Regions from separate parts of the Homo sapiens genome. Here regions 1 and 3 are each linked to region 2. A link is a contact called in ENCODE Hi-C or POLR2A ChIA-PET data. All regions are on one chromosome and are shown on one strand. The core of a region is the stretch at or near the end of the contact, and the rest is flanking DNA. Distances in the headings are between cores, read along the strand shown.

Region 1 (3,576 bases), core at 47-2,546, 510 kb before region 2:
GTGATCTCTGCCTCCCTGTTCTCTTGGTTCTCTTCCCATCATTACTAGCTATAGGGTGATGATGAATGTTTGGGTCAAAAAGACCTGGGTTCTCTTTCCAACTCTAACAAGGTTGCCAACGAAATTAATTCCGTTTTACCCTCCAGTTCCTCTCTTGTAAAATAAAACCATTTTGGCCGGGCGAGGTGGCTCAAGCCTGTAATCCCAGCACTTTGGGAGGCCGAGGCGGGCGGATCACGAAGTCAGGAGATCGAGAGCATCCTGGCTAACACGGTGAAACCCCGTCTCTACTAGAAATACAAAGAAATTAACCAGGCGTGGTGGCGGGCGCCTGTAGTCCCAGCTACTCGGGAGGCTGAGGCAGGAGAATGGCTTGAACCCTGGAGGCGGAGCTTGCAGTGAGCCGAGGTCGCGCCACTGCACTCCAGCCTGGGCGACAGGGCGAGACTCCGTCTCAAAAAAAGAAAAGGAAAAAAATAAATAAATAAAATAAAACCATTTTACATTTCAGGGCTGTTATAAAATAGAAACAAGCTAACATATAAGCCAGGTAATAGATGTTGAGTATATATTAGCTATTATTCTTAACATGGCCGATATCAGTAGGCAGAGTCAGCTCTGCCACCCTGGCCCCACCTGACCTGACCCCATCAGTAAGCAATTCGTTCACTGGGTTAAGCATTGCCTTATCTCCAAAGCTCCCTTTTATTCTCGAGAGGGGGAGGTTCATTGCTACAAAGACATTCACTTAATTTTCTCTTTAAAAAGTTCATTATTTCAGTAGAAGAAGATGGGATAGAATTAGAACACTAGAGCTACACCAAGGGAGACAAGATAGAAGATGCTGAGTGCTGTGGAATGGGGAGGAAGAAAAACAGTGGGAAAAGTAAAAAAAGAACTAGGGCAAATGCACCTTGGCCCCAGAGACGGTCCTAATTAATTTCCTTTCTTCTCTGTTGCTATTTTGGCTTCCTTTGGTTTAAAAATAAAAAGTCCTGTTTTTGCTCTGATTATGTCTTTTATTTTCATATTTATGAGATTAAAATGGCATAACCTGCCTAGGATGCACCGTGATCTAAGGCACTTGATGTATGTTCGAGAAGAAAGGGGGGAAAAGGCCTCAAGTCTGACCCGAGGAGGCAAAATGCTTATGTAGCATGAGAACTTTATTGACTTAAGTTTCAGGATTGTTCTCTCAGGGAAGGAAAACCATCTTAAAAAACAAACAAACTTGTATTCTGGGGTATTTCCCAGAAAAGACGCAGGTATGGTTAGTAAGATGGGATTTGGTTTTGTTTTTCGAGCTTCAGCCGGGTGGTAAAAGGTCAGTCCTGTGTTGTAATCCACTCTGGTGCCTCTCTCCCGTAAATCTAACCACAGCCCTAGAAAAGCTATGCAGTGTGGCAGTTAGTAAAATGAAATTTCTTTTTAAAACGTCTTCCCCCTTAAAAAGTTACTGCTGAGTCTTAGAATGTTCTGGAAAAACGCTGTTGCTCGAAATTTCAGAATAATTTCCCTAGGAGAAAGCTGTTAAAATGATTTATCTTAAAATAAGTTACTGAGATGGGAAGATGGAGAAAAGTAGACATGTCTCACATGGGTGAGGTCTTGAGAATGGGTGAGAAGAAAAAATGGTGTGGGGATGTGTGGGGTGAGTTTCTATAAGAGCCGCATCACCTTCTGACCCGTGAGTAAAAATGTTGGTTAATAGGAAGCCAGTCAGCTCTGTCCCCATGTGCTCAACGCGCCACAATCTATAGCAAGCACAGACACAGACAGTACGTCAGCACTGTCCTGGGCCCTGCGCCTCCGGGTAGGGATGCCCCAGCTTTGCCCCATGGAGTCGGGGGTCCCCTGAGGTCTCCTTCTTCACACCCTTACAGCCTAAAGCAATACCAGCCGTGGCCGCACACTGGATGAAGCTGTCAAATGATTGAATCGCACAGCAGTGAGCATCGCTGGGATATATTGTATATTGTGGGTCCCCATTTTAAATTGGATTACAATCCTGACTTCATCACTGTCATTTGTAATTAGGTCTGGCATTCTAGACTTAATGCAGCCACCACTGTGTATCTACGACTGTGACAAGAGGCCATCTGCACACACCACGAACTAAAAGCCGCATTTTGACCCCCGGCCTGATACCAAAGCTCAGTGCAACAGTGTGAGAGACCACGGCTTCAACTTCATCTTTCCCCTTTTCTTTATCTAACTTTTCTTACACAAAACTAGGCAGCAAAAAAAAAAAAAAAAAAAAAAAAAAAAAAAAAAAGGGCAAAGGAGAAATCAAGAGCCTATACAATCTATAAACTAGCTCATCAGCTCCTAAATCAAGAGGCCAACTCTTTTGTTATGGTTTGAATTGTGTCTCCCACCCTAATTGTGACTGTATTTAGAGACAGAGTTGGTGTGGAGGTAATCAAGTTAGAATGAGGTCATTAGGGAGGGCACTACTACAATCTGACTGCTGTCCTTATACAAAGGGGAAATTTGAATACGGTCTCAGGCACACAGGGAGATCATTTTGTGAGGATGAAGGCAGGGATCCGGGTGATGCCTCTACCAGCCAAGGAACAACAACGATGGGCAGCAAACCACCGGAAGCCAGGGGAGAAGCCTGGAACGCATTCGCCCTCACCGGCCCCGAAAGGAACAGATCCCATAACGCTTTGATCTCAGACTTCCAGCCTCCAGAACTGTGAGACAATACATTTCTGTTGTTGAAGCCACACAGTTTGTGGTATTTTATGACAGCAGCCTTAGCAAACTAATACATCTTTGTATTTTAAAATCACGGATAGAAGAGTGTGGGTATCCACTGAAACCACAAGCGGCTTCCCACAGGTTGTTTACGGTCAGCTTTATGCTTAGAGGGAGGTGTGAGAGTCTCATAGTAACACACAGAAATCTGCATTATTTATGACTAAAAGCAAAAGCAAAATGTCTTGTTTGTCAGTCACTCCCCTCTAGGTAAGTCTTGTCCAAATTCTTGAGTTATTAATAGCTTAATTTCTTTCCCACACAGCTATGATCTGATTAAGACGAGAGGGATCCATTTAAACCAATCTACTGTATTCTTTTCTATTCGTGCAGTGGCACAATCTCAGCTCATTGTAGCCTCCGCCTTGTGGGCTCGAGTGATACTCCCACCTCAGCCTCCTGAGTAACTGGGACAACAGGCATGCACCACCACACCCAGCTTTTTTTTTTTTTTTTTTTTTTTTCCATAGAGACTGGGTTTCGCCATGTTGCCCAGGCTGTTCTTGAACTCGTGAGCTCAGGCAATCCACCTGCCCCAGCCTCCCCAAGTGTTGGGATTACAGTTATGAGCCACCGTGCCTGGCCTTGTATTCTTGACATTAATCTATTGAATGTATGTTGCTGCCACTTCAAGAGCAGTACAGATGTAAATGAAAATAAGAAAAAATAAATCAGGGAGCCATAACATGAACACTCCTTCTGCCATGCAACAGCAATTCTCCATTCAACTCTTAAGCATATTAATATCTTTATTGCTTATACGACCATTTACTAACCGGTTCAGCAAGAGTTGGGAAAGGGGGCAGAAATCTC
Region 2 (3,266 bases), core at 713-3,212:
ACATAAAAACTGTTGAAGTGACTATTACATAACAGGCGGGAGATATTATATATTGAGAGTGGTTTTTTAACCATCTGAGAGCAGTGCTGAAACCAGCAGGTGTACTCTACTCCTCCTGACCAGGGAAGACCAAGACTTCAAAACTAACTAGAGACTCTTACTGCCTCTTCCTCACTCTACCAAAGTGGCTTTGCCCCTTTGGGGCAGCCTGACTTTGTCACTGGTACTAGAGGTTTTGTGGGTTCTCTACAGAAATGCAAAGAGTCCACCTGTACATCAGTCCTAGGGACTAGGCAGGTATTTCTATATCCTTTTGGTACAATCACCAATGGGGAATACTTCTTTTATTTATTTATTATTTTTTTCTTTTTTTTTTAATGAGATAGAATCTTGCTCTGTCACCCAGGCTGGAGTGCAATGGTGCGATCTCGGCTCACTGCAACCTCTGCCTCTCAGGTTCAAGTGATTCTCCTGCCTCAGCCTCCCGAGTAGCTGGGATTACAGGCGCCCGCCACCATGCCTGACTAATTTTTGTATTTTTAGTATAGAGAGGGTTTCACCATGTTGGCCAGGCTGGTCTTGAACCCCTGACCTCAGGTGATCCGCCCACGTTGGCCTCGCAAAGTGCTGGGATTACAGGCGTGAGCCACCATGCCCTGCCGAAGGGGGATATTTCTTTAAAATCTGATAGAGTTGCTATGGTTAGCTATTTATTTATTTATGAGACAGAGTCTTGCTCTGTCACCCAGGCTGGAGTGCAGTGGCATGATCTCAGCTCACTGCAACCTCCGCCCACTCCCCGAGTTCAAGCGCCTCAGCCTCCTGAATAGCTGGGATTACAGGCATGCATCACCACACCCGGCTAATTTTTTATGTTTTTGGTAGACACGGGGTTTCACCATGTTGGCCAGGCTGGTCTTGAACTCCTGATCTCAAGTGATCCGCCGGCCTCCGCCCCTCAAAGTGCTGGGATTACAGGCGTGAGCCACTGCACCTGGCCGCTAAGGTTGGCTTTAAAGATTTACTGATTTACTTAACACTTGAAGGAGTTCAGGACAATAATACCGCATGTAGGAAAAAAGGCAGGGTAGGTTCTGTGACAGGTAAGCAAAGCCTATGGGCGAGGGGAGAGAGGAGCTTATTAGGTACGAACAGATAAGAAATTCGATCTTGTTGTTCCCAGTTACTATCTAAAGCCTGGGTCTCCACTCCATTCCACCAGCAAAATTTTACTGAGAATCTGTATGTATGAGACACTTAATGGTATACAGATAAAATCATCTTACAGTCTAGTAGGGGCGACAAGACATAACACAAATAAGTATAATACAAAGTGCAAAACAGTAAAATACCATTAAATACCACAGTATTGCCAAGAAGGAAGAAATTCCTCCTGGTAGGAGAAATTAGAGCAAGTTTCAAAACTAATGTGGTAATTTTGAGCTCATCCTGAACGAAAGAAATAGGGTCAGCAAAGACCCATCATCTTTGTAGGAAAGCTTGAGACACATACGGAAAAGTATAAGTAAGTGCATTTGACAGGAGCAGCAGGAAGTGGGGTGGTTAGGGCTAAGGCTAGAAATAGAGACCACAGATGGCCAAAATTCCCAGCCTAAGGGGCTAGGATTATAACCATACAAAGCCAACTACAGACATTTTAAGCAGTCAAGGGCCAAGTCAAAACAGGATAAGAGGTTCTGCTTCTAGGAGAAGGAGGACATAATTCAGAGCTACCCTAATGCACAAGTTTAAAACAAGGACTAAGTCATGAGTCATGTGTGCATGAGTAAGAGTAAGAAATGAACACAGAACTAATTTCGGGTCACAAACAAGTTTTCTGAGTTCATACTGAACTACAGCTGAGGAAGCAGAGTCAAGGGCCAGCTGCGGTAATACACAGTGAGTCACTAGTAAATCAGTGACACAGGTCTCAGCCCCAGGGCAGTGACCTCAGACTGGCCCGCATAATGGTCAGATAGGTATACCTTGGTCCTAGTCAGCCTGTGAGGACACCTGAAGTTTCTGTGAAAACAGGAACAGGACAGCAAGTTTGGACAAAGTGAGGATCTGAAAACTCCAAGGATACTTTCAAGATATTAGGCTAAAAATCCCTAAATCTCATCAGATATTAGATGGCAAAGACTTGTAGATGACGTTCACAAATCTGTCCAGGTCAGAATCACCATGCTTATTTAACAGTTGAGGTGTTTTCATATCCCTCAGTCGTAATTGCTATTATGAACATATTTTTTGTAAAGTGCTCCACATTTTACAACACTGCCTGCAGGAATGCTTCCCTAACCACAAAAGTCTTTCCCATCACAATGTAAATGCTTATTGATTCCACCGTATTCACAGCAGTCTACAGCATCCTCCATTTAGAATATAAGCTTCAGAAGGCCAGAATTGGAACCATCATCACCAGACCTTCCAATACACAGCACATACTATGTGTTAAATAAAAGTGTTGATTGAACAAGTGTATTGACTTTTTAGCTGGTTCTAGTTAGCATTTAAATTTATAATATGTAGAAGACTAATTTGTAATAAAAAGACTGACAATAAAAAGTAAGAGAGGAGATAGGTAGCTCTGTGTGTACGTGTGTGTGTGTATATCATAAAGGAATTAGCCAACCTTTTAACTAGTTGTTTTTCATTAATTAAAGGCACTAAAGCAAATACTCAAAAGAAAACTATCCTCACCAATGTGAGGAAAGAAAACAAAATGTTTAATGATTACACACTGAATTCTACGCCTGCCTGTTACAAGTGGCTAAGAAGCAACAGAATTTGCATTCATATCTAGGTCTGCCTGACTTCAAAATTCATATTCTTTCCAAGAAATCCCTGTCTCCTGCATGCTCAAAATAAAAGTTTTAGGAATAAAAAAGTACACAAAGAAAAAATATTAACGAATTTAATCCTTAGAATGAAGCATTAATCCCATCAATGCACAAATGCTGTCATTTTGCCTAAAATATGTCCACTACATAAGAGACAATTGCCAAAGAAGGTTTTGGGGATTTTTTCCTCCAAGGCTGACTCCACACTCAACAGTAGTGGCACCCTGAATGTCCTGTCATGTTAGCAGCAAGCAGTAGTAATCTATCCTCCGCATTTGTACTGACGGCATCTTTAGAGAAAGTACACCCTTACATCCTGCCCCAAGTGAAAGAATCTGCTGCTTAAAGTTGCAGTGACTTTTCTAATCCCCAGTCCAGCTCTGCCAGTTTTAAACTACAGGTTCTTATATTTATCAGCAGAAA
Region 3 (3,507 bases), core at 71-2,570, 310 kb before region 2:
AGAAAAGTATGGTCTTGTTCTTTCCTAGCTAATGAAAATGATAACCTTTCCATTTTGATTCCTCATTCACAACAGGCAGAGCACGCGATGCTGGGTCTCCTGGGTATACAGTAATTTTCCTGACTGTTTATGCTCACTTCTATTTTCTGGCCCTGCAGAAGCTGGAATTAAAGAACCAGGCATACTTATGCTAAAAACGGTCAACAGTAATAATAGCAATAACATTAAAATTTAATATCATCCTTACTCCACAATGCCATTCTATAATGAAATAGGGCCATGACACAAGAATGTGTGTCAAAAATGATGATAGCATAGAAAACAAGTAATGAGCCTTTAAGTCCATCGTATTCAAAATGCTAGCCATCAATTTGTTGGTCTACTTAAGGGTTCTTAAGAGAAGATGTTGGACAGTTTATTCTCAAAGCGCTAGACTGGTTAACTGATTCTTAAACAATGACAAAAAAAGGCATTCATTAGATTATTTGAAAACATTGTCCTCTGTGGAAAAAAAATTCTTTAGATACACTTATTAATAGATATAAATGTACTCAAAAGGGGAAGAATGTTCCTTTGAAGTGGAGTAGCCATATTTTTAAGTATATATGCTTATCTATTAATTGCCATGAGTATCTTAGTAGCTTTATTTCTTCTTTCTTTGCATTTCAGAAATAACCTAAGTAGAAAGAAAAATTGTAAAACAATTTGGCTTTTCAAAAGTTATTCTTCCCTTCTTTGTGCAGTGATACAAGATACAAAGACCAGGCCCGAGGCAGTTCTACTGAATCAGACCATGAAGTTTCTTCTAACAAGAATCTCCTTGTGCTTTTCTTCACGCTGGTTGGTTTTCTTCTAGCCGTGTCTACCCCAGTAAGAGGAAGACAATCCGAGGTAGTCTCTTCCCAGCTGGGGGCAAAATCCCATTCTTAGTAACAAAGCTATTTTCATCTGCTGATCGAGAGCCAATAGTAAGAGCAAATAGTTACACAGGAAATGCCACACTGATGCCTTCCTGCCTGGCGTCAGGGATCCAAATCTAGTGCTACCTAAACTGCCAGTTCAAAAAGCAGCTGCATTTTAACCACCTGCCTGTACATTCTGAGTATTCTAGAGCATTCAAAGGTATTGCCTATAAAGCTTTTTGTGGAATTAAAAAAAAAAATTGTGGTAAGAACATATAACATGAAATCTACCCTCTCAACAAACCCAAACAAGTTGACCCTCCTATCACAGAGCCGGCACAAAGTACATCAGGTCTGTTTTTCCCCACACTGGGCAAGCTCTGTCATGCCCAGGCAGCCTGGGAAAGTGCTCAATATTGAAAACTGAAGTTCTATGGCCAGATACTGCCAGTAAGATCTATCCATGAGATCTGATTCATGGAAAGGGCCCATGGAGCCAACACTGGATATAAGTGTAGAACTTTTTTATGAAAAGCGCAAACCTAAAAATTGAACAGAATTTCCGTTCACTTCCACCCTCTTGATCTATTCCCACTGGTCTCTCTCAGCCATTACTTGGCAAGTCTAGGCCAGTCTTCTTTGAGAGCAGATTCTCAGAAAGGGACCTACTCATAAAAGTAGGTTGTGCATCTTAAATAGATACAATTTTATTTGTCAGTTGAAAAGATGAAAAAGAAGAAGCCACAAAATACTTGGAGGAAATATAAATTATTAGACATGTAACGTGTTGATGAAACATTTTTAACATAATGCTATGTTGCCATAAATGAGAAGTTTTTAACTACTGATTAAAAAAAGTATATTAAGATTGTCATAAACAAAGTCAAAAAGCAAATAGAAAAAAATTGCAAGTATGACATATATACTAATGACATGTTATAGGTTATATAATATGAAGAGCCTTTACAAAACAGTAAGAAAACAATAAATGTTCCCAACAGAAAAACAAACTGCTAAAAAAGCAATTCAAAACCAAAAATCTAAATTATCTACATACAGCACATATGTGAAAAAAGTTTCACTTAATTTTCAACGAATAAACACTAAAATAAGGAAATGTCCTTTTTTTTCACAAATGGGCAAAAATATGTATGAAACTGGGCTGTGCTTCTGGGAAAAAATTTTTTTCATACATTCCCCATCCCCAAAAGGTACATAAGTGACCAGTGATAACATTTAATAGGTCACTTTCTTGGAAGGTGCTTGTAGAAGTTTTGTTTCACTGACGACACAAAAAGTAAGCCAAATTTAAAAAAAGAGAAAAGCAAAAGCAAAAGCATTGGAGAGAGAGATTGTTTATGTAATCTAGTAATCTGCAGTAACTACTTGCCAACTTCCCTCACACCTTCATTGCTCCAAGTCCTCATTCCAAAAGCATGGGGAGTCAGGCAACTCAGTGAGCTACACCACCAGGCATTACCAATGGTATAAAACTCAGAATAATTCCAAGAAAGATTCAGACATTTGGAAGAAAAAAAGGTGTGGGTGTGGTATGCAGGACGCTTTCTAATTATCTTTATGGCATAAGAAAGCTTCTTTTCAAATACTAAATTATGAGAAAGGATGGATAAGCTCCAGCCTACCCAACTTCTAAATGAGAATTTTTAAAATCATGAATTCAGAGCTGGATTGGATAGAAGAGAGGACTTCAGAGATCATTTAGGACAAACTCTTCATATTACAGATGAGAATACAGGTCCCTTAGAGATTAAGTGACTTGGTCAAGGTCACATACCTCATAATATTTAATCTATAATGTTAAAAATGGATTCTATCCTGCCAGTTGTTTTAGGCAAGTGGTGAATTACCCAATTACTTTAAAACTGCACCATGTATACAGTAGTCCTAGCCATATGTGGCCACTGGGCACTTAAAATGTGGCGAATCTCAATTGAGATGTGTTATCAAACATACACCAGTGCAAAGTACACACCGGATTTCAAAAATTTCACATGAATAAAAGAATGTAAGACATCTCATTAATTTCTATACTGAATACAGGCTGAAATGATAATAGTTTTGATATACTGGAGTAAATAAAATATATTATTCAAACAAATTTCACCTGTTTCTTTTTACTCTGTTAATGCGGCTATCAAAAAATGTGAAGTAACATCTGTGGTTGATACCATATTTTTATTGGAGAGGGCTGCTCTAAAACATTATGATGTTGTTTTTAAAAATTTAACGGAAATCTACCATTTCACTGTTTTAGAAAGGATATTAGTCATTTTTCAAAAAAATTAAAAAAAAAACCTCACCACACTCTTAACTGTGGTAATCATGTAAATGTAATGTTTTAGTTTTAGGAAGGAATGTATACACATGTCTATAAACTGTAAAGGCAGGAATTTTGAATAGCAAAATTGCTCTTTTTGACCATTAAATTATTCTTGCTTCCATTTTTCTGGTTGACCACAGCATCTCTAAAACCTTATGGCATGATCAGCTTGCTCACTGTTTTTAGGGAAAATCAGGCAACCAAGGAGAGGCCATCTACATTTTCCAATCTGTCATTTTCCATTCAGTGTGGCTGCAAAAGCAA

The links. A loop is a pair of places that touch in the nucleus more often than their neighbours do. ChIA-PET counts read pairs that join two places held with the same protein, here RNA polymerase II (POLR2A). Pooled maps may share reads with other maps.
Region 1: a loop to region 2 is called in a map of Calu3, with 2.4 times the contacts of the local background. The contact joins two enhancer-like sites. A Hi-C loop is called at or near these places in 1 of 168 maps with a recorded cell type or tissue (Calu3), 1 of 37 single-sample maps with no recorded cell type and 3 of 50 pooled maps.
Region 3: a loop to region 2 is called in a map of endothelial cell of umbilical vein, with 6 times the contacts of the local background. The contact joins two enhancer-like sites. A Hi-C loop is called at or near these places in 3 of 168 maps with a recorded cell type or tissue (A673, GM12878 and endothelial cell of umbilical vein), 11 of 37 single-sample maps with no recorded cell type and 10 of 50 pooled maps. POLR2A ChIA-PET finds 5 or more read pairs at or near these places in 2 of 52 experiments (GM12878 and activated CD4-positive, alpha-beta T cell).

Annotation. Positions count from the first base shown.
Region 1 is chr6:21,382,136-21,385,711 of GRCh38, reverse strand. No RefSeq gene overlaps it. Among named protein-coding and RNA genes, the nearest start is that of LINC00581, 130 kb to the left of the region's middle. Within about 2 kb of position 1,296, at least 2 of the 41 ENCODE cell types and tissues checked have a DNase peak (open chromatin) inside an H3K27ac peak, as active enhancers do.
Region 2 is chr6:20,876,192-20,879,457 of GRCh38, reverse strand. The region is part of intron 9 of CDKAL1 (CDKAL1 threonylcarbamoyladenosine tRNA methylthiotransferase); the gene reads right to left. Among named protein-coding and RNA genes, the nearest start is that of CDKAL1, 340 kb to the right of the region's middle. RefSeq lists enhancers at 1,605-1,834, 1,178-2,377. Within about 2 kb of position 1,962, at least 17 of the 41 ENCODE cell types and tissues checked have a DNase peak (open chromatin) inside an H3K27ac peak, as active enhancers do; they include GM12878 and endothelial cell of umbilical vein, where a contact is called at or near this core.
Region 3 is chr6:21,186,469-21,189,975 of GRCh38, reverse strand. All of the region lies in intron 13 of CDKAL1 (CDKAL1 threonylcarbamoyladenosine tRNA methylthiotransferase), which reads right to left. Among named protein-coding and RNA genes, the nearest start is that of LINC00581, 320 kb to the left of the region's middle. RefSeq lists an enhancer at 3,440-3,507. Within about 2 kb of position 1,320, at least 4 of the 41 ENCODE cell types and tissues checked have a DNase peak (open chromatin) inside an H3K27ac peak, as active enhancers do; they include GM12878 and endothelial cell of umbilical vein, where a contact is called at or near this core.